5 separate regions of the Homo sapiens genome follow, and all the other regions are linked to region 4. A link is a contact called in ENCODE Hi-C or POLR2A ChIA-PET data. All regions are on one chromosome and are shown on one strand. Each heading gives the region's core, a stretch centred on a gene start or an enhancer-like site at or near the end of the contact. The rest is flanking DNA. Distances are from core to core; before and after follow the strand shown. Region 1 overlaps LINC02768 (long intergenic non-protein coding RNA 2768). Region 2 overlaps NID1 (nidogen 1). Region 3 holds the start of SLC35F3-AS1 (SLC35F3 antisense RNA 1). Region 4 has its middle 31 kb from the start of LINC03108. Region 5 has its middle 20 kb from the start of TARBP1.

Evidence for each region. A loop is a pair of places that touch in the nucleus more often than their neighbours do. ChIA-PET counts read pairs that join two places held with the same protein, here RNA polymerase II (POLR2A). Pooled maps may share reads with other maps.
Region 1: a loop to region 4 is called in a pooled map, with 4 times the contacts of the local background. The contact joins two enhancer-like sites. A Hi-C loop is called at or near these places in 1 of 50 pooled maps. POLR2A ChIA-PET finds 5 or more read pairs at or near these places in 2 of 52 experiments (AG04450 and WTC11).
Region 2: a loop to region 4 is called in a map with no recorded cell type, with 12 times the contacts of the local background. The contact joins two enhancer-like sites. A Hi-C loop is called at or near these places in 1 of 37 single-sample maps with no recorded cell type and 5 of 50 pooled maps. POLR2A ChIA-PET finds 5 or more read pairs at or near these places in 1 of 52 experiments (H1).
Region 3: a pooled map shows a loop between it and region 4 (22-fold over the local background). The contact joins the promoter of SLC35F3-AS1 here to the enhancer-like site in region 4. A Hi-C loop is called at or near these places in 4 of 37 single-sample maps with no recorded cell type and 8 of 50 pooled maps.
Region 5: a map of PC-9 shows a loop between it and region 4 (8-fold over the local background). The contact joins two enhancer-like sites. A Hi-C loop is called at or near these places in 6 of 168 maps with a recorded cell type or tissue (GM12878, MCF 10A, PC-9 and 2 more), 36 of 37 single-sample maps with no recorded cell type and 17 of 50 pooled maps. POLR2A ChIA-PET finds 5 or more read pairs at or near these places in 12 of 52 experiments (GM12878, MCF 10A, OCI-LY7 and 7 more).

Annotation. Positions count from the first base shown.
Region 1 is chr1:235,952,681-235,957,006 of GRCh38, forward strand. All of the region lies in intron 2 of LINC02768 (long intergenic non-protein coding RNA 2768), which reads right to left. LOC105373215 (a long non-coding RNA gene) reads left to right here. Exons shown (of 5, transcript XR_002958490.2): 4 at 2,193-2,352. Among named protein-coding and RNA genes, the nearest start is that of LINC02768, 18 kb to the right of the region's middle. Within about 2 kb of position 2,156, at least 9 of the 41 ENCODE cell types and tissues checked have a DNase peak (open chromatin) inside an H3K27ac peak, as active enhancers do.
Region 2 is chr1:235,996,984-236,001,554 of GRCh38, forward strand. All of the region lies in intron 12 of NID1 (nidogen 1), which reads right to left. Among named protein-coding and RNA genes, the nearest start is that of LINC02768, 27 kb to the left of the region's middle. RefSeq lists enhancers at 2,243-3,442, 2,344-2,393, 2,434-2,503, 4,469-4,571. Within about 2 kb of position 2,553, at least 13 of the 41 ENCODE cell types and tissues checked have a DNase peak (open chromatin) inside an H3K27ac peak, as active enhancers do.
Region 3 is chr1:234,271,749-234,276,451 of GRCh38, forward strand. SLC35F3-AS1 (SLC35F3 antisense RNA 1) reads right to left here and starts at 1,274. Exons shown (of 2, transcript NR_183711.1): 1 at 454-1,274. The region is part of intron 3 of SLC35F3 (solute carrier family 35 member F3); the gene reads left to right. LOC105373206 (a long non-coding RNA gene) reads left to right here and starts at 1,315. Exons shown (of 2, transcript XR_949283.4): 1 at 1,315-2,135; 2 at 2,420-4,703.
Region 4 is chr1:235,009,245-235,013,929 of GRCh38, forward strand. No RefSeq gene overlaps it. Among named protein-coding and RNA genes, the nearest start is that of LINC03108, 31 kb to the left of the region's middle. RefSeq lists enhancers at 2,470-3,059, 2,658-2,952, 2,903-3,403, 3,070-3,139, 3,350-3,529. Within about 2 kb of position 2,012, at least 26 of the 41 ENCODE cell types and tissues checked have a DNase peak (open chromatin) inside an H3K27ac peak, as active enhancers do; they include GM12878, PC-9 and mammary epithelial cell, where a contact is called at or near this core.
Region 5 is chr1:234,497,306-234,501,557 of GRCh38, forward strand. No RefSeq gene overlaps it. Among named protein-coding and RNA genes, the nearest start is that of TARBP1, 20 kb to the left of the region's middle. RefSeq lists enhancers at 1,818-2,112, 2,107-2,156, 2,197-2,246, 2,657-2,746. Within about 2 kb of position 1,951, at least 35 of the 41 ENCODE cell types and tissues checked have a DNase peak (open chromatin) inside an H3K27ac peak, as active enhancers do; they include GM12878, PC-9 and mammary epithelial cell, where a contact is called at or near this core.

The sequences.
Region 1 (4,326 bases), core at 906-3,405, 940 kb after region 4:
TTCAAGCGATTCTCCTGCCTCAGCCTTCCAAGTAGCTGGGATTACAGGCACCTGCCATCATGCCTGGCTAATTTTTGTATTTTAGTAGAGGTGGGGTTTCACCATGTTGGCCAGGCTGGTCTTGAACTCCTGACCTCAGGTGATCTGCCCGCCTTGGCCTCCCAAAGTGCTAGGATTACAGGCATGAGCCACTGCACCCAGCCTAGACTTTATTTTTTGAACTATTTTGTGCTGACAGAAAAAATCAAGCAGGAAGTAGAGAGAGTTCTCCATACACTCCTTAGCCTCTATTATTATCTTGCATTTGTGTGGTATACATTTTCAAATCAATGAGCCCATATTGATACATTATTACTAACTAATGTCCAAAGTTTACATTAGGGCTTCCCCTTGGTGTTACACAGTCTATGGGTTTAGACAAATGTATCATGGCATGTAGCCATCATTGTAGTATCACACAGGATAGTTTCACTGCCCGAGAAATCCCCTCTGCTCCACTAGTCATCCCTTCCCCACCCCACCTTACCCCAAAACCACAGATTTTTTTTTAACTGTCTCTATTGTTTTGCCTTTTCCAGTGTCATAGAGTGGAATTACATAATATGTAGCCTTTCAGATTGGCTTCTTTCACTTAGTAATATGCATGTAAGTTTCTTCCATGTCTTCTCAGAGCTCAATAGCTCATTTCGTCTTAGCCCTGAATAACATGCCGTTGTCTGGGTGTTCCATAGTTTGTTTATCCATTCGCCTGCTTAAAGACATCTTGATTGTCTCCAGGTTTTGGTAATTATGAATAAAGCTGCTATAAACATCTGTGTGCAGTTTTTTGTGTAGTTGTAAGTTTTTAACTCATTTGAGTAAATACCAAGGAGCATGATTGCTGGATCTTATGGCAAGACTGTATTTAGCTTTGCAAGAAATGATCACACTGTGCTCCGAAGTGGCTGCACCACGTTGCATTCCCATCAGCAATGAATGAGAGTTTCTGTGGCTCCCATCCTCACCAGCATGTTCTCAGGGTTCTTGGTTTCTCAGTATGTTTGACATTCTCAGTGTTTTGAATTTGAGCTGTTCTAATAAGTGTGCAGTTGTATCTCACTGTTGACTTAATTCATAATTTCTGAATGACATTTGATGTTAAGCCTCTTTACCTATGCTTACTTGCCATCTGTATATCTTTTTTGGTGAAGTATCTGTTCAGATCTTTTGCTCATTTTCTAATTAGGCCATCTCTTTTCTTATGGTTGAGTATAAGAGTTCTTGGCATATTTTGGACATCAGTCATCAGACATGTGTTTTGCAAATATTTTCTCCTGGCCTGTGGCTTGTCTTGTTCTCACAGGCTGCTATGCATTTGGATGTTTAGGAGGACCAGTGAGGACAACACCGGTGTCTCCCACGGTGTGCTTGTGTGTGTGCAGAGGAATATACTCACTGGAAAGCAGACTGAGATGTGAGGCCACATCTAGGCAATGGGAGAGAGTTTGGAATGGAGGAACATTTGTTTTGGGTGGAAATATGTCAGCTTTCATTGCTTTAGCTCCATCCTTCTATTCATCCAACCAATATTTATGAGGTGCCTGCTATGTACCCAGTATGATTCTAGGTATCAGGAAAGCAAAGATCAGTGAGAAGAGTCCCTACCTTCAAAACACTCACAGGCCAGTTTGGGAGGTGGTCATTTCAATGCAGTGTGAAAATGCCCCAATCTCCAGTGTGGGCAACATAGGGAGACCCTGTCTCTACAAAAGTTAGAAGAAAAAAAAAAAAAAAACAGAGGCATAGTGGCCTGTGTCTGTAGTCCCAGTGACTCAAGGGAATGAGGTTGGAGGATTGTTTGAGCCCAGGAATTCAAGGCTGCAGTAAGCTATGATCATGCCACTGCACTCCAGCCTGGGTAACAGAGCGAGACTCCAACTCAAAAACAAGCACCCCAGTGGAGGGAAGGGTGGGGTGTGGAGGGGACGGGGAAGGTTGTTGGGTAAGGGGCAATAACAGGAGAAGGGAGAAGGAGAATCAGTATGAAGATCTCACCTACTCCATGGTCTCCACTAGGGAGCGTTCCGTCTCCTGCTGAGCCATTTGCACAGGTGCCCAGGAGAATCCCATTACTAGAGGGCAAAGGGCAGGGGGCCCCCCCACACCATGCTCTCACTGTTGCAGCCACAGCTTCCTCTTTGTCACTTTCACAGGCTACCTTCATCCCCAAACAGGAACTGCTGCAAGGCCCGCAGCAGCCATGGGTGAGTGGCTCTGGAGATGGGGTAAGTGGCCTACGCACCCCAGAGGAACAGCTGGCAGCCTAGTCTTCGGGCAGCAGCTCCACTCAGCCCTGGGGAATGACAGATACAGGTGTGTTCCCTCAGGTGCATATGTGCATGTGCTTGTGTGCAACTTCCTCCTCTGCTCTCATTCCTGCAAGGTGCATTCTCAGAAGGCTGTTACTCCACAGTCACTACGGTTGTGAAGCGGAACCAGACAACTTCCCATTTTCGAGGTTCTACAATTGGCAATATGGGAAAATCTTACCCCATTACCACCCAACTCGATTCTTTCAATGCAAGCTTGTCTAACCCATAGCCTGCAGGCCACATGTGACCCAGGATGACTTTGGATGTGGCCCAGTGCAAATTCGTAAACTTTCTTAAAATATTATAAGATTGTTTTGCAATACATCAGTATCGTTAGCGTTAGTGTATTTTATATGTGGCCCAAGACAATTCTTCTTCTGATGTGGCCGAGGGAAGCCAAAAGATTGGATACTCCTGCGTAAGGGGGAAATGCATGTTTATAGTCATATATATATATTTTTTTTTTCTAATTTTTTTTTTGCACCCAGTGCAGTGGCACAATCATAGCTTGCTGCAGACTCAAACTCCTGGGCTCAAGTCATTCTCCCACCTCAGCCTCTGATTAAACCATCCTCTTACCTCAGCCTCCTTAGTAGCTAGGACTACAGGTGTAAGCCACCACGCCTTGCTAATTTTTAGATTTTTTGTAGAGACAGGGTCTCACTATGTTGCCCAGGCTATTCTCAAATTCCTGGGCTCAAATGATCCTCCCACCTCAACCTCCCAAAGTGCTGGGATTACAGGCATGAGCCACCACGTCCAGCTGCTTATAGTAAAATATCCTAATGACTATAGACAATAATGTAAGATGAAAAGTCAAAGTCCTCATTAATCTGACCATGATCACTGTTATCCTCCCTGGAGAGAGTCACTGTTAAGAATTTCTTGGATCGTCTTCCAGGCCTTCCCTAAGTGCAAATACACATAAGTCTTTGTTTGTATAAAAATAGGCCATAAAATATACACAGTTCTGTGACTTCCTTACTCACTTACGTCTGTATCTTGAACATATTTCCAGGTCACTATAGAGAATCCAATCTCTCTTTTGTTTGCAATCAATCTCTCTTCTCTTTTTTAAGACAACCAGTTATGCCAGTGAAGTGCCCTAAACTAGAGATAGCTGGGGCGCTGTCAGCCACCTTAACAGTGAGAAGAAGCAACAGGATGAAGTGGAAACAGCGTCACACAGATGGAGCCTCGAATCCCAGCATGCTAGCCATGTGTCATCTTCATAGTCTTCCTAACGTCTGTGGCCTCAGATGCCACATCAGTAAATGGCACACCATATGTGATTTAGGCTAAGGGCCTGAGTGTAATAGTTGCTTAGGAATTATAGCCCTTCTTAAATAAATGGAGAAACAGTCCATGTTCATGGATTGGAAGCCTCAATGTTATTAAGATGGCAAATCTCCCCAGAGTGACCTGTAGATGCAACACAATCCCTATCAAAATCCCAGCAGGCTTTTCACTCCTTTTTAATAAGGACACCGGTCATATTGTATTAAGGTCCATCCTAATGACCTCATCTTAACTCAGCTACATCTGCAAACACCTTAATCCAAATATGACATTCTGAGGTACTGGGATTAGGGCTTCAAAATATCTTTTTGGGGGAACACAAGTCAACCCATAACAGATAATTAACACAAATACATGGAAAACTATCCCATATTCATGGATTGGAAGTACTAATAGTATTTAAATGTCCATATTACCCAGAGGTCTAGAGATTCAATGCAATCCCTATCAAAATACCCATAATGTTCTTCACAGAAGTGGGAGTAAACAATCTTAAAATTCATGTGGAAATGCAAAAGACCCTGGATAGCCAAAGCAATCGAGTAAAAGGAACAAAGCTGGAGGTCTCACCACAACACATGGTTAAGGAGTTAAAATGGGACATTTGAAACTTTATATTACTACAGAGTTTAATGCAAGATTCATGCAGATTTTTAAAAGATAAACCACGACACGT
Region 2 (4,571 bases), core at 1,303-3,802, 990 kb after region 4:
GCCACCATGCCCGGCTAATTTTGTATTTTTAGTAGAAATGGGGTTTCACCATGTTGGTCAGGCTGGTCTTGAACTCCTGACTTCAGGTGATCCGCCCGCCTCAGCCTCCCAAAGTGCTGGGACTATAGGCATGAGCCACCATGCCTGGCCTCCTCTCTGCTTTTTTTTGATGAGTAGAAGATTGTGGTTGAATAGGTCTAGGGTAGGGCTCAACTGACTTCTCCTGTTAAGAGGAAGAATAAATATTTTCGGCTTTGTGGGCCATGAGGTCTCTGTTACGACTACGCAACTCTGTGGTTGTAGCATGAAAGCAACCATGTTTCATACCTCAATGAATGAGTGTGGCTTTCCCAATAAAACTTCATTTACAAAAACAAACAGTGGGCCAGATTTGGCCTATGGGGACTGTAGTTGCCAACCCCTGCTCTAGGCATTACCAGTTATGTTAAGGGGAAATATGTACTTATTTGTATATATGTTTACACATGTGTACATTAATTAATATATACTAAAATGTTAATTAATAATAAAAAATATACTGTAATCACATAGACTAGAATATTATATATTTCTCAGAATTTTGCACCTGGGAATGTTTTTGACTCTCAGTTCCATTACTTTTTTTTTTTTTTTTTTTTTAAATTAGAGTCTCACTCTGTCTTGCACAGGCTGGAGTGAAGTGGCCTGATCTCAGCTCACTGCAACCTCTGCCTCCTGGGTTCAAGCAGTTCTCCTGTCTCAGCCTCCTGAGTAGCTGAGACTACAGGTGCCCACCACCATGTCTGGCTAATTTTGAATTTTTTTGGTAGAGACGGGGTTTCACTATGTTGGCCAGGCTGGTCTCGAACTCCTGACCTCAGGTGATCCACCCACCTCGGCCTCCCAAAGTGCTGGGATTACAGGTATGAGCCACCATGCCTGGCCTCAGTTCCATTACTTCTGGTGTCACCTTGTACATGTCAATGATACAGATTAAGCTGTGCCTCCTGCAGCAGTGGAACAGGGATGGCAGTAATAACAGATCTCACAGGACTGTTTGAGGAGTCAGTGGGAGGTGACGAGACAAGGCACACAGAGACATTTCGAGCTCTGCACCCAGATGTTCATTTGCGACTGGATCCTCGCAAAGCAGACACAGTGACATTCCATAAGTGTGTTGCCAGTGAATATTTGAAGTACCTTTGTCTGTGTTGCCAGTTCTCATGTTGGTTTGCTTAACGTGGTTGCTCCCTTGGTGAGAAGCAGTTAGCATGCCAGAAAAGTATTTGTTGAACCCAGCAAGACAAAACCATGCATGCTTTTCTTTTGTCCCAGAGGCTAATTAATATAAAAAACAAAACAAAACATTTGAAGTAGGAAGCACCAAACAAAGATACAAGCAAGCCATCTGGTTAGAATAAAAAATGTCTGGCTGGGCACGTTGGTTCACGCCTGTAATCCCAGCACTTTGGGAGGCCGAGGTGGGTGGATCACCTGAGGTCAGGAGTTTGAGACCAGCCTGGCCAACATGGAGAAACCCCGTCTGTACTAAAAGTACAAAAACTAGCTGGGTGTGGTGGCGGGTGCCTGTAATCCCAGCTACTCGGGAGGCTGAGGCTGGAGAATCATTTGAACCCAGGAGGCAGAGGTTGCAGTGAGCCAAGATTGTGACATTGCACTCCAGCCTGGACGACAAGAGCAAAACTCTGTCTCAAAAAAAAAAAATCTGGTTTTGTTCACTCTTGAATGTAAAACGTGTTTACTTCCACAAAATTTTACGTTGGCATAGGGTTTTAGAGTTTTCATATAAGCTGTTTCCATTCACAGATATGTTTCATTTGATTCTCATTGCAATCCTATGTGATAAGCAACTGCAGTTTTTACACCAAATGAGAAAACTGAAACTCAGAGAAGTTGAGACTCCTTCAGGCCACAGCACTGGTTGGTGGCTCAGAGACTCCTTCAGGCCACAGCACTGGTTGGTGGCTCAGTTCTAACGAGAACCTAGGTCTCTGGGTTTGTGGTCTAGCCCCGCCCTTCTGGTCTGGCATCTGGCGTCCACATTGCCAGTGCTTAGACGGCTCCCTCACATTGAACCTGTTACGACAACAGCGATGTACACACAGTACCTTAGCTCATTCACCAAAATTACCTGTGCATCCAGAGCCCCATTTTCCTACCAATCACATCTGCATGTGGTGGTGCTTTTCCAGTTAGAAAACAAAACTGGTGTCCTGTGTGCTGTCAACCAAACAAAACTTTTCATGCAGTAAGCGTTGTTCCATTTTATGTGGCCGACAGAGTTGTGTTAACAAAGTATTTGGTCAGCATAGAAAATCTCAAGGGCTCTAGAATTTACAGTGGAACTTTGAAGTACTGTATCTTGAACTTGTAAAAAGGAGGGGGAACCTCAACTGTACTCAGGAAATAGAATCTCAAGTGAGTTTATAAAAAGCTGTGATCTCGGTGGACTTTCTGGGCCAGCAGACAGTGGGAGCAGCCCAGGGGCTCTAGGGAGAGTCCCCTGCTGAGTGTCCCTGGCCCCCATGGGAAACTTTCCATTAAAGGCCTGGTGGATGGGGTGGGGGTAGTGGGGATGCTAAAGACGCATTTCCTGAGCTTGTTTCTGGTTGATACATTGATGACTCAGACAAGCGTCTTCTTACTCATCTAGTTCGAGCTGCTAGGGAAGAAAGCATTCAAGACCTGATACTTATCTGAGGAGTGGCAGGAAGTCTGGGGTGACTTTTCTCAAGGTGGGGGGACAAAGAGAATGAGAGGAAAATGAAACAGAGTGTAAACCAAAAATAAAATTCCAAGTCCGCCTACCATCGGAATGGACCCCTCCTCTCAGCCGAGGGCATTCCAAAGTCAACCTATGAAACTACTTCAGGCCATGAGAGGAAGGGGAGGGTTGGCCACGTCTCATTACCATTAACATCAACATGGACCTTAAGACTGAAAGAACAGGCCGGGCCCTGTGGCTCTCGCCTGTAATCCCAGCGCTTTGGGAGGCTGAGGCGGGTGGATCACTTGAGGTCAGGAGTTTGAGACCAGCCTGGCCAATGTGGTGAGACCCCATCTCTACTAAAAATACAAAAATTAGCTGGGCGTGGTGATGGGCGCCTGTAATCCTAGCTATTTGGGAGGCTGAGGCACGAGAATCTCTTGAACCCAGGGAGTGGAGGTTGCAGTGAGCTGAGATTGCGCCACTGCACTCCAGCCTGGGTGACAGAGCGAGACTCTATCTCAATTAAAACAACAACAACAACAACAGCAACAACAAAACCTGGCAGAACAGACTCTTTAAGTCTGATAAGAAACATCTACAATCTGTTCTCTCTGAAGCCGCCTACCTGGAGGCTTCATCTGCATGACTAAACCTTGGTCTCCACAAGCCCTTATCATAACCCAGACATTCCTTTCTATTGGTTCCAGGTTTTTAGATAATAACTCAACCAATTGACAATCAGAAAATCTTTGAATCTGCCTATGACCTGGAAGCTCTCCCTCCTACACTTGGCTCCCAGTTGTCCCACCTTTCTGGACCAAACCAACATACATCTTACCTGTATTGATTGATGTCTTATGTCTCCCTAAGATCTATAAAACCAAGCTGTAGCCTGACCACCTTGGGCATACGACATCAGGACCTCCTGAGGCTGTGTCACAGGCATCTCCTTAACTTGGGCAAAATAAATTGTTAAATTGATTGAGACCTGTCTCAGATACTTTTTGGTTTACAAGAAGGAGAACTAAGAAGAAAGTACATTCTTGACCTTGGATTTGCATTCCATTCCCTTGCTTGATTAAATTGGTTTCTCTGTGTTCATTCAAATAAATGACAATTGTAGCCTCTCATATACTCAATAGAGTGGAGAGAGGGGAGGTGCTCACAGATGTCAAGACTCTCTGGAAAGAGACGACATGCAACCGTGGGAGAACCCATGGGCTACTCAGAATGGAACTTGTTTGGGAAGGTGCTATTTATTCAGCATCTTCCTGCACAGAGTCCACGCCCCACTACAGAGGCAGCTACTCCCAGGGCCTACACGGGTTCTGAGCATGCACCTCTGGGACACACATCTCTGGACAAGGTCACTCAGGTGCAGTGAACAGTCCCTGGTCTCTGCTGGCTTTGAGATTTTTTTTTTTTTTTTTTGGAGACAGAATATCACTGTCGCCCGGCCTGGAGTGAAGTGGTGCAATCTCAGCTTACCGCAACCTCTGCCTCCCGGGTTCAAGCGATTCTCCTGCCTCAGTCTCCCAAGTAGCTGGGATTACAGGCGCCTGCCACTGCGCCCAGCTAATTTTCTGTATTTTTAGTAGAGACGGGGTTTCATGATGTTGGCCAGGCTGGTCTCGAACTCCTGACCTCGTGATTCACCCGCCTCGGCCTCCCAAAGTGCTGGGATTACAGGCTTGAGCCACCACGCCCAGCCTGGCTTTGAGATTTTGCTGGCTTATAGCCCCATCTCATTCACTGCCAAATAGACACTTGTTAGTCCAAGCAAGACTGCCAAATTTCCAAGAAGGAGAATTTACAAGTCAAGGGGGCAATGTCCATCTGACATGGTCTTCATCCTCATGTT
Region 3 (4,703 bases), core at 24-2,523, 740 kb before region 4:
GTACCATGATCCCAGTGAATAATGATAATTCCTTGACCTTCAATTAATGAGTGCAGGGATTGAGCTCCATTTAAGAAATGTGTGAAGAGAACAAGGCCAGATGCAGTGGCTCAGGTCTGTAATCCCAGAACTTTGGGAGGCGAAGGTGGGTGGATCGCTTGAGTCCAGGAGTTCAAGACCAGCCTGGACAACATGGCAAAACCCCGTCTCTACAAAAAAATACAAAAATTAGCCAGGCATGGTGGAGCATGCCTGTAGTGCCAGCTACTTGACAGGCTGAGGCAGGAGGATCATTTGAGCTCAGGATGCAGAGGCTGTAGTGAGCCAAGATCATGCCATTGCACTCCAGCCTGGGCAACAGAGCGAGACTCTGTCTCAAAAAAAGAAAGAAACAAATGTGTGAAGACAACAGGCAGAGAATGATAAAATCCATTCATATTTAAGAATCCTTACCTGGCCCTCCTAATGGAATATTCTAGAACCGTGTATACTTTCCAGGGTATGGAAAGTAGGAGTAATAGAAGGGCAGCACGTAATTATTAATAAAACTTTTCAAAGAGGACAGGAAACAAGACCTAAAGCGTTCTAGAAGTGGAGAAACTCACTTCAACCACAGACTATAAGACCAGACAAGTTAAGAAGTAGCACTTCCAGAACATCTTTGCATGTATACTTTTGGAGTAACATCTTCATCTCTGATCCTCCCCTGCATTTGAAATTGTTCTGAGATAGGGTGGACTGGGATTGTGGGGTGAGGGTAGGGTACAGACATAGACCAATCCAGCCGTCTTCAGATGAGTCATGAAGGAAGTCGAGAGATGGATGAGGACTTGGCCTCTGTGCTCTTCAAGATCCCTTCCACCCTGGAGAGTCTGTGTCCTGTGACTTCCCCAAAGAAGCTTTATTGCTCTTTCTGAAGATGCTTCTAGAACAGCATTGGGTCTTTCTTAAATCTCAGGTTTTCCCATTCTTTTTCCTTTCCATGATAGTGACCACTCCCATATAGACTTGCTTTCCAAATGGCGTGCTGCCTGGTTCCACATGTCCTCTTGGTGGGTGGCTGCCTGCCCCTGTTTGTTGTTCTCTTGCCTGGCTGCTGCTTCTCCCAGCCAGTGTGGACAGCAGGCTCGCTGCCCCTGATGTGCCATGGGGTCAGCACAGCATCAGAACTCTCAGGTGGACTTGGAAGCCCGCGCAGGACAGTCACAGCCCCTGGGGGCTTTACTAATGAGGCTACATGAACTGCCTCTCTGGTCGGCACTCCTCGGATCCCTCTCTTGCTTTTCTGTCACCTTTTCCTTGTATTCCCTAATCCATTATTGAATCATGTGTGCATTATGTCATCATCTGACACCTGCTGCATTCAGGGAATTGCCAGCATGGGCTCACTCCAGCTGTCCCTGCCTGGTTCTCTGGAGTTGGCACTCCTACCTTCAATGCATCGATTTGAATCATTATTTCCAAACCCAGACGTCTGACTGCCAGCTGTGTCTACTTATTTTTACTATCCCTTATACAGGCTGTTGCCTATAAGTCTTCAGAAGCTTGGCGATGGCTTTCTTTGACTTTCTTTATTGATGACTGCCCAGAAGGGCCCACACCGGTGTGAGTGGTACAGGGGATGCAGGGAACGCAAGCCCAGGCAACCCCCCTCCCACGAGCCTCCCTACAATTCCAGCAGTCTGTCCTGCCCCCCTATCTGGAGTAGCCAAGAACTTAGGTTTGTGCTGAGCATTTTTGAAGAGGCAGCAGGAAGGCCAGAAGCACATCCTGCTATCACAAAATAATACTCCATCTTTCAGGATCGTGAAAATTTGAGTTATAAATTACGTGATACAGATTCTAAATTATGCAAGACTTCACAAGAGGTCAGGTGAAGGCTGGATGGCCTCAGAAGGATGGCTTCAGAAGGCCTTCAGAAGGATTGCTACAATTCATCATGCACAAGGTGTTGAGGGTCTGGAGCAGGGAAGGAATCGGGGGCATCTGAATGGAGAAATGGGGACTTGATGGAGGATTCATGAAATGATTTTTAGGATACTTGAGGGCTTGGGAGGAATACACACAGTCTGGAAAGTCCCCCTGCTTAAGGGTGCCACAATCCAGCTCCCGGAGGCATCCAGATGAAGCAAAAGGTAAGACTGACCAGCACAAGTGACTGTGGACCGCATACTCATTACATGCTGCACATGGTAGCATTTGTGTACAAAATAGGCCACATGCTGGATAGTGTTTTGGTTAAAAAAAAACCATCACATGCATTGAACTCCACTTTTAAAAGGAAAAACAGATACAAAGTCAGTTATCTATGGTCTCCATAGCTTGATTCTTAAAAATTGGGGTTAGCGAAATGTTGATAGTTCTCAGGGGGAAATGTGAACGTTGGTTCTAATTAAAACTGTCTTATTGGAATTTCCAGGCAGCTGGAGAACAAATACAAAAATCTTAATTAAAAGACCGTTTTGTGAGGTCTTCAACTTCTTCTCCATTTCACCAACACGCTGCACAGTCTGTGTATTCAGCGTCACCAAAGAGATTTTTAATTCATCAGCCTGGTTTTTGTGGATTGTTCGTTGCCTTCTCAGTGCTGTAACACATAGAGACACTGGTACAGGCATTAGGAAGGATGGGAGAAGATACCAAATGGTATAAGACATGGTCTGGTATTTCCAGGGATAGGATCATCCATTTAGGAAAACAGCTACATAGAGACATGCACAACATTACAAAGAAACTCGAGAAATTTCACAGAAAACAGCACATAATCAATTGTCAAGTGGGATCCCTGGATAGTAACTTCAGGAAAGAGGAATGTCTGTGAGTGAGCACACCAAGGCCAGGGCACGAGACGCCAGGGCTCCCTGCTGACAGTAGGATAATGCACTTCTCTGCTCATCTCCTAACCACACTTGGAAAAGCCATCCAAGCCAAGGCGATTGTGATGGTGCAGATTCCAACTGCTGAGGAAGAACACCCTGGCTGGTGACTTTGCCCCTAGTCCTTGTCTATCTAGTCCTCACAAACATTAATCTTCAATGTTGTATACAAAAGCAGACAGAATTCTGCATTTCAAGGACTCTATTTCTGTCTTAAAAGTGGCATGCAGGCTTGGAGGATGCCAAAGAACAAAAAATGCCATGCAGAATACTAGAGAGGGATTTTATTTGCATTAAATGAAAAAGAATGAGTTCTCCATCAATGCCCTACTTCTTTCTTCATATACCACATTCCCACCCACTCCTATTCTATTCCAGACCCTCACCACCTTGTGACATATATTGCCACAACCCTTCTGAAAGCCTCCCTCATCGGAAAATCCAAAATCTGAAATGCTTCAAATCTGAAGGTTTCTGAGCACCGACAAGACCCAAGTGGAAAATTTCACACCGGACCTCATTTGATGCGTCACAGTCAAAACGTAGTCAAAGCTTTGTTACATGCACAAAATTCTTTAAAATATTGTAGAAAATTACCCTCAGGCTATGTGTACAAAGTGTATCAGAAACGTAAATGGTTTTCTTGTTTAGACTTGGGTTCCGTCCCCTGAGATAACATCATTGTGGATATGTAAACATCCCAAAATCCCAAAAAAAAAAAAATTAGAAATTCAAAATACTTCTGGTCCCAAGCATTTTGGATAAGGAATACTCAGCCTATATCTCATTCATTAAGATATCAATTTCATTCCCCTGAATTCCTTATTTTATGTCACCCCTAGTTAAGAGAACACAGATTCTTTTCTCAATATTGCAGAGACAGAGGGATGCTCAAAACTCCTACATCAGCTGAGATAGATAGGTGGGTGGGTTGGCTTGTAGGTAGGTAGTTAGGTAGGTAGATAGACAGACAGACAGACACACACACACACACAAACATACACACACAACACATATCCTGAAACAGACACACATCACTCAGGTCCTGACCTCAGATAGTCAGTTTTCCTGCAGTATGTTCTCCGATCAGGTCAACTCTGATAAATGAAACATCATTGGTAAGTATTGAAAAAAAAAAAATATATATATATATATATAGCACAGAAGATGCTGCTGCTGCTGCTGCTAGCTAACATTTGTTTAGTATTAATATGTGCCAGGTACTATTCTAAGCACTGTGCACATATTAAATAATGTAAACCGAATAAGAACTCAGTAGAGTAGGTACCTTTATTTTCTTCATTTCCATATAAGACTGAGGCACCAGCAGCTTTCATCCTTTGCGCAACACAACACAGCTATGAAATGAAAGAGTCAGAAGATGAGCTCAGGTGGTCCAAGCCCAGAGCCCACACTCTTCATCATATATGAGGCAACATTGGGAGAGGGTAGGTAGTTGCTATGAGACCTAGTAATGGTCATCAACTCAGCATTTTATCACCCCTTTTTACAGTTAATTAAGTAGGATATTTTAATGCAACAGAAATCAGGACAAATTCTCATTATAGCCAGTCTGTAAAGAGAAATGCTAAATTAAGCCTCTTCAATTTCAGAAATGCTGAAATCTAGTATATTTCCGGTCCTCCAACATGATGCGGCTATGGACCTGAGATAAGCTCTGAATGCCTGTCTTTTCTCATCCACAGTGAGACTCATTCACCAGAATCTGTGCATGTTCAGAACAGAGAGACTTAGAAGCTAGAGGAGGTCACGCAAGGTCGTGTAGCAGAGGCAGTGCTGGGCAGCTCAGTGTGGGAGACCCTCCCA
Region 4 (4,685 bases), core at 762-3,261:
CCACCTAATATGAGGTATCTAGAGTACTCAAATGCATAGAGAGAGAAAGTGGAAGAGTCGTTGCCAGGGGCTGAGGAGAGAGAGAAATAGAAGTTATTAATGGGTACAAAGTTTCAGTTCTGCAAGACAAAAAGAGCTCTAGAGATGGACGGTGGTGATGGTCACACAACATAGGAATATACTTAATGCCACTGAACTCTGCACTTAGATGAATAAACTGGTCAAGTCTATGTTATATATTTATCACAATTTTATAATTTTTTTTGAATTCCTTAACTTAATCATATTGGCAAAAACTTTCCCACGTAGCGTAACATTCACTGTTTTCCGGCGATTGGCACTTGATATCTTTGGGGCCACTATTCAGATGGCTACAGTCACTTAGGAGACTACTGCAGTGGTCCAGAGAAGAAGTGATGGAGGCATGAACTAGACCAGAGGCAGTGGGGATTCTAGAGCTGCCAAGGAGGCACTGCTGGTGGGAGCTGGGAACCGGGCAGGAAGAGTGATGCCTGGCACCCTGGTTTCTGGCTGGGGCAACTTGCAGAAACTCTCAGGAATGCTGAGAGAAGAGCAGATGGAGGGTGGGATCAAAGGGAAGACTGGTGTTGGGGAAGAGGTTGAGATGAGTTTTAGACACATTTGCAGGTGTCGACCAAAAGCTGGGCCACTGAGCAGAGACCTGCCTACATCTTGAGGCCCACACAAAGGTCTTGTCCCAAATAGGGGAGCCATGGCAGAGCAGGGATGCTATGGAGGGAGGAGGCAGCCACAGGCAGGGCTTGGGGATAGTCTGGAAAACAGAGAATGAGAGGAGTCAGGGCAAAGAGGCGAGGTCTGTGGAGGTGCCGCAGGAAGGCGTTGGGCGCTGGCTGCAACTGAGAGCTGGGAGCTCAGGAAGGCTCAGGTGGCTGGACCCGGCCAGGGGGCAGACGCGGAATAACAATGGCCTTCCGTGAGGGCAAGGCCATCTGTAGCAAAATGTCCACCCTCCATGCCAAGCCTCCCACCCAAACATCCCTTCTGATTTCCCATGCTATGAGGGCCTGAGCACCGGAGCCCTTGGAGAGAAGATCCATCGGAGGCGGAAAGGTGGGGGGACCCACGTGGCTCAGGTTAAACTTACACCTGGCTTTGCATGGAGAAGTCTTGGCAAACTTCTGAACAACAAATCAAGTTACAGATGGCTGAAACAAACGGTAGTTTCCCAGGAGCCGCTGAGACCATCAGCAGGAGGCCTGTAGACTTTCATCCAAGTCAGACTCAACCATATCTTTCTTTTTCCAATTTTTTAAAAATTGTAGTAAGTAAAATACACATAACAGAAAATTTACCATCTTAACCTTTTTTTTTTGAGACAGCGTCTCACTCTGTCACCCAGGCTGGAGTTCAGTGGTGCGATCTCAGCTCACTGCAAACTCCGTCTCTGGGTTTCAAGTGATTCTCCTGCCTCAGCCTCCCGAGTAGCTGGGATTACAGGTGCCCGCCACCATGCCTGGCTAATTTTTGTATTTTTAGTAGAGACAGGGTTTCACCATGTTAGCCAGACTGGTCTCAAAACTCCTGACCTCAAGTGATCAGCCCGCCTCCGCCACCCAAAGTGCTGGGATTACACGTGTCAGCCACCGTGCCTGGCCTCCATCGTAACCATTTTTAAGCACGTTGTTCAGTGGTGTGACATGCATTCCCACTGCTATACAGCCATCGCCGCTAACCATCTCCAGGCACTTTCATCTTGTAAAATTGAAACTCTGCACCCATTCAACAATAACTCCCCACGTCCCATTCCCCTCAACTATATCTTTTTAAAGTGCTTTTCCCAGTGAAGTTTCTAACATTGCTAAAGAACATAAAATATAAAAACATGGCCATGCAGCAGGGGCTTTTTACCCTGCAGAATGCCCACTAAACCGTTTCTGTATGTTTAATTTTTTTAACCAAGGAAGTAGGGGATGCCCAAGATTTGGTCCCCAAACCAGAAAGACTGTGGGTTCCTTGCATCAAGCCGGGGCTTTTAGTCAACTCTCCCATGGGGACTCTGTTGGCCCGCTCCACCTCGGGTGTTCCCCCGCCCCTGCCTTTTCCTCTCTCACCTCCCCCATCCACCCCTCTCAGCCTTGCAGTCGACCTGCCTCTCCTCTGGTTGCTCCGTTTGTAGGGAGGGTCTGCTTGAAGGGAGTTCCCATTCTCTCTCACCCAGAGTCAAGGCTCTTGACTCTATTGTACCTAAAAAGCTCCTGAGGAATTTGACAAGGCCCCACCCTCAGAGATATGGGGTGAAGCCCAGGAATCTGTATTTTTAACAAGCATCCCAGGTGATCCTGATACTTGCACACACCCCCACACACACCCACGCCGACTACCCACACACTTCCATGGCCCAGAAGTCTGCAGGACCCACAGCAGGTATTCGGGACTATTTGTTCAATCCACACCTGAGTCGTTGCACGATTATGCTCAAGTCCCTCGGAACACCTCGCCTGCCATCTGACAGCTTCCCATCCAGAAACCACACAGTACAGTAAAAAACAGAAAAAAGAAAGCCGTTAGACCCCAGTGAATGTTATTTTTAATGAAAGTGGTGCATTTTGACTCACAATGTTGAAACCAGATTATAAATGAGTCATCAGTGAATCGACCACAAAGAGCCTTTGCGGAGGTGATTTACAGGAGAGCTCTGATGTCTGCTGTCCCCTGCACACGCTTCACAGAGATGCTGTCAGACGCAGAGCTGGTCTGGGGCATCTGTTGCCGCGTCAGCTCAAAAGGATGCTGTGTTGTCACCAATGGGATTCCCCAGCCCAGGCGGTGTTGCGGTCCCACCCACACAAGGAAGGCGGCCATCACTGAATAATGCTTGTGGTTACATCATCATTGCTGGTTTCCAGGTAGTGACTAGCAGATACTGGAGAGAGACAGGCCATCTGCTCTTCCTGTGCGCCTCAGCTCCTCCCTCATACCCACATCCTCTCGCCTGGTCTTCTAGAAGCAGCCCCTATGCAGACAGACCAGCAGGACTGAAAGCTGGACAGACTCGAGCCGGAGAGCCAGGTGGAACAACCTGGCCAGAAAGAGTCTGGCCGCAAAGAGTCTGGCCACAGCCCCACTTTCCTCATCTCTAAAATGTCCACATGGCTGCCTGCCCTGCCCGGCTCAAGGGAATGTTGCAAGGCTCTCATGGAAACCATGCTTGTGAGGGTTTTGAGGACTATCATAGCCCGTCCCAAGGTCAGAGGACAGTAGAAAACAAAAAACTTGCTTTCAGAGGGTGCTTTCACCAGTCAGCAGCCTCTGCCCCGGGCAAAGCCAGACAACTAAAACGGAATGAATCCGCAGAGTAGGGTGGGGATGAAATTCTCCACCTCCAACCCAGAAAGGAAACGCCAATGCTCATGTTTCCCCTTAGAGAAACAGGCAATGTTTGAACAGGAACAACGACGCCAGAGGGTCAATCCACACACAGAACACTCCATCTCCATGCCGATGGGGGACTGACTGTCCTGCTGCTGAACTGCACCCCTGGGGCTCTCCAGGACACTCCACTGGTGGCCACACTCAGGAAAATAAAGAAAAACCTTCAAAAGGACCCTTCTGGCCATTCAGAGAATGCACAGGCCTGCTAGCTCCTGCTTGCCTGCTCAGAGCTGCCTCCACTGGGGCAGGAATCTGCAGCCAAGAAAATCCCTGACAACCCCAGGGACAGAAGGGTCAGTCTGGGGGACCATCGACCAACCCAGCAACCCAGATTAGACTGCTCCACCAGGAACTCTGTGTCCAGAGAGCAGGATCTGCCACAAGCAAAACTAGGCCTCATTTACTATTCCACAATAGCAACTAGAAAGCATGTGACCCAGAAAACCTTCAAAGAAGGCCAGAAATTCATTAAATCTGAAAAGAAGGGAAGAAGGGCGGGGGAGAGGAAAACACTGCTTAGCAAAGCCAACTGAATCCCTCTTCCATACATCACAGATGCAGGACCAGTCTCAGCATTCAAGAGGAAGAGAAAAATGAAAACAAAAACCAATCTGGAGTTGAATGTCAGCCTTCCCCTCACTGGTTCTGGGTCCTTTGGAAGGCCATATTGTCCCCGGACCTCTCTTGCTTCAGTGGCCTTCCTGCCAGGATTGCCATAAGGATTAAATGGACTCATATATGTGTTGTACCTATACAGTACCTGCAACACAGTAAATATCCAATAAATGTTGGTTTCTTGCTACAAGAAATTGTAAAATATGGGCACAAATTCCTCCTACTTTGTTAAGCACATCCCTTGGCAATGACTTAGCTGCTACTCCCATCAAGAGTTGTGGTCTATGTCCCTACCCCTTGAATCTGGGCTAGCCTGGGACTTGCCTCAACCAGTAGAATTTAACAAAAGTTACAGTGTGTGACTTCCAAGGCTAGCCCTTGCCGCTTCCACTTTTGCCCTCTTGGAATGTGGCCCAGAGACAACCATCTAAGGAAGCTGATCTAGGCCACTGGAAGAGGGGTGGGCAGATGGAGAAGTGATGTCCCCCAACCAGCTGCCAGTCACATGAGAGAGGCCATCTCAGATCTTCCGGCCCAGCTGAGCATTCAACTAAATGCAGTCACATTAGTGAGCCCAAGCAAAACCGGCAGAACTGTCCAGACAACTCATAAAATCAGGAAAACAATCAATTCTTGTTTTTTTTGTTTGTGTTTTG
Region 5 (4,252 bases), core at 701-3,200, 510 kb before region 4:
AGGTAAAATTATGACTCGTACAGATACTAAAAAAAAAAGTTAAAGATTTATTCAATTCATTAATAATGAGGAAACTGCAAGACGCTACTGCCAGTTCAAAAGATAATCCAAAGAAGACACACATTTATTGATAAGGATACTGAAAGGAATAAGCAAACTGAGGCAAAACTGGCTGCTTCTTGTCTGTGGTCAAGGATTGTTTTGCATTGTTATCCATGATCTACAATTTATTGAGTTGTAAAATAACTCAAAGGCCGTGAAAGGTGCAGAGCCCCTATAGGATCAAAATTAGATAACCCTGAAGGGTGGGTGGGTGGGTTCTAGACCTTTTCCTATAAAGGGCTAGATTGTAAATGTTTTTGGTTTTGCAAGCCATATGGTTTTTGTACAGATACTCAACTGTCAGTGAACATGCAAGTAATCTTAGACAATATGTGAAGGGTGAATGCTGCTGTGTGCCAATAAACTTTATTTACAAACACAGGTGGCCAGCTGGATCTGGCTCACTGGTTGTAGTTTGCCAACCCTGCTCTAAACAATGCATAATTTTCCATTGAAGCATACATTTTACCCTACAGATGCAACAATAAGATGTTGTTACGGGCTGAATTGTGGCTCCCCAAAATTCCTTTGTTAAAGTCCTAACCCCTAGTACCTCTGAATGTAACTGTAGTTGGACATAGGGACATTAAAAGGGTGATTAAGGTAAAATGAGGTCATGTTGGTGGGTCCTAACCCAATATGACCGATGTCCTTATAAGAAGAGAAAATTAGGACTGGGCACAGTGGCTCATTCCTGTAATCTCAGCACTTTGGGAGGCTGAGGCAGAAGGATCACTTGAGCTCAGGAGTTTGAGACCAGCCTGGGCAACATAGTGAGACCCCCATCTCAAAAAAAAAAAAAAAAAAAAGAAGAAGGAGAAGAAGAAGAAACAATGAAGAAAAGAGAAGGCAACTAGGACACAGATAGGCACAGAGGGAAGACCATGTGGTAACACAGAGAGAAGACGACCATCTATAAGCCAAGGAGAGGGGCCTCAGAAGAAACCAACCCTGCCAACACATTGGCCTTGGATCTTCAGCATCCACAACCGTGAGGCAATATAATAGCCCTAGCAAACGAATGCAGATGTCTTCCAGTTTTAAAAAGACAGCTACATAATCTTGGGTCAAGTGAACAGGATGCTATTTTTCCTTAAAATTGTTTTATTAGATGCAATATTTGCAAGATACATTTCAAAGGTGGAGATAGGAGGAAGGTTTTGATGTCAAACAAGTTTAGAAACTATAGCAAACTGTAGTTCCTTCTTAGAAATCCACTACATTCTCAGTATGTGTCATGCTCCTGAGATATCCTGCAATCAGGTCTGTTTAACCTTTGCGTAACCCTGACTTTCCCAAACTTTGAATGCCTTTTCAAAAAGAGATACAATTCTGATTAATAACACCATCATTCTTGGAACACACTTTGGAAACACTAGTATGAACAAAATATGAGGCAAATATTCTAAGGATATAAAGATGCCTGTGGACTGAGCCTTGAGAACTGTGGGATTCACAAGGCTGGAAGGGAATACACGCGTTCCAGGTAGGGGCGAAGGGAAGACTCCTGTGGCCCGTCATGTGGCGTCATGATGTGGAAAGCAAGGCACAGAGGGGCCACACTGCCCAGAGCCGAGTGCTTATGTTGCTGTGTGATAGGAAGGCTGGTCCTGAAGGAAGGATCAGTGCCCCCTTGTCAAAGAGAACCTGAGGCTTTCAGTATCCAGTTGTAGAATAAGGAGTGGAATTCGGAACATCTGGCCCTCGGTGTCTTCCTTTGGGGGCCCTGGTGATCACTTCCAGCAGAACTTTATCGCCCGCAATGGGTTCCTTCTATGAGGTCTGTCAATGGGGTAAAAGCCCGGATGGTGCGCCCAATGTCAGCCCGAAGCCACCAGATGGCGCGCGGAACCCGCAATGCACGTGCGCCAGCCTCGCGTTTGTCCCCGCACTGGCCCCAGGCCTTGGGAAATGTGTCTTTCCCCAGCCTTTTTACACTTTAGGAAGCTCTTCTTTAGAGAAGCATGTGAAACACCCCCCTGCACAACTGTGCTCCTCCTGCCCTTCCCCTCCTGGGGACACATCAGCAGCCCTTCCCTGGTTTGAAGAGTTTCCAAGCCGAGGAGTCTCTTGCATGTTTGTTCTACTGGAACTCGAAGCAGGAAGCACTGAGCTTCCATTTTGTAACCCACGATCCTGGTGAAGACAATCGTTAGGGAAAAAACATCTTAAGGATTGTGTGTTAGGGCAACCTCATTTCTGGCGTGAAAACAAGCCCCGCAAACACCCTGTTGTTACTCTGGTGTTCTGACTGCAAACACGGGGGGATGTAAGATTTTTACCTAATCCCAAACCTCGGCCCTGAAGAGTTAATGATGTTACTCATGCCACTGGGGCACAAAAGAAAGACTTGCATGTTCGGGTGGTTATGGCTTGCCCAGAGCGGTGGAATGAGCCATAAGGCTGAAGGCCAAGGGACTCGGGCCACCCATGCAGTGAAATAATCCCCCAGAAATGCGGTGCCGGGAGTGGAAATGAAAGTAAAGAGAACAGTCATTCCAGGGCATTGGCTAAACCTGACTAAACCTGACTGATCATCAAGCCTAAAGTTCTCTCGACTCCCAAAACTGCAAATCTCAGATTTTGGGAGGTACTGCGTAGAAACCAGGAAATGACAGAAATCAAGCAGTTGGAACACTGTTCTTGTCCAACTCTGGGTCTTAAGCTCTGTTCTCATTTTCAGTTCCAAAAGCAATGAATAATTAATAAGGTAGTTTTTGAATGGAAAGCACATTTCAATGGATGAGTGATGATTTCCGAAGGGCCTCTGACAGTTTCTGTTTATTTCCTTCCTTCTTTCTCTTTTTGAAATAAAACCGTGGAAGTGAAGACTGAAGCAATATTCAAATATACAACAGCCTGCATGTTTGACCCATCAGAAACTTGCACCAATAATGAAAAGCAGGATCTAATATCTACCTTGGCACCTGCTGTATGCCTCACACTCTGTTCCGTGTTTTTATGGAAGTGATGTCTCATTTAATCCTCACAGTCATGGCTTGGTAGTTGGCACTGGCCCAGGTTTTTAGATGAGGACTCTAGGCTCCTATGAGGTTAAGCAGCTCACCCAAAGTCACACAACTAGTAAACTTGAGAACTAGGAATTGGAACTAGGTATATCTGATTTCAAAGCCTCAGTTCCTCTTCCTTTGCCCATGCATTTCACAGACTCATGGGACCTCATGGAGTTAGAAGGGATCTGGGAGGGCATTTAGACGAATGCTCTAAATAATGCATGAATCTCTTTTCCAGCATTCTCTGTAAGTTGAAAGCTAAACAAGTGTGAATGTGCCTGAAATCAAAAGCTGAAGCTGAAAAAGAAGTCAGAGAAAGACTTCAGAATTCAGATAGAGGGCCTAAAATACATGTAATAGATTTTGTTCCTATTTTCTCTAAAAGTGGGACAGATGTATATATTTAAGTCTGTGAGAAGGCCAACAATGCACCTAAGGAATGAGTCCAGACTGTTGTTCTCTTAGCCCAGCTCAAACGGGAATAGTTGAAGAAAAATGACTAGGAAAAGAAGGCACGTGCTGGTATGGATGGGATGTCTCTGATATCCTGAAGATATGTGCACTGTAATTCAAAGAGATTCAGAGAAATGCCACTGTTTCAGCATACACATCCTCAGGTCCTGGAATGATAAGGCAAAAAGCTCTGCTCTCCCCCAATACTAGGGAAAGGTAACTAAGTGAGAGCAGGTGACCAGCCTCGGGCCACATAGCAAGGAGGTGGCAGAGCTAGAAATAGAACCAAGTGCTGAGTGTCTTGGTTGTGCCGTGGTGCTGCTCACCCTTGCTACCTCACACATCTTCCGTCATGACTGGCTCTGTGTGAATTTGGAAACTCAAAACCAGGTTTCAGTTTTCATTACATACTGGAAACTTGGCCTTGGATCACAAGAAGTTCACTATGGGGGCCGGGCATGGTGACTCACGCCTGTAATCACAGCACTTTGGGAGACCAAGGTGGGCGGATCATGAGGTCAAGAGATGGAAACCATCCTGGCCAACATGGTGAAACCCCGTCTCTACTAAAACTACAAAAATTAGCTGGGCGAGGTGGCACGCGCCTGTAGTCCCAGCTACTTGGGAGGCTGAGGCAACAGAATCGCTTGAACCCAGGAGGCAGAGGTTGCAGTGAGCCGAGA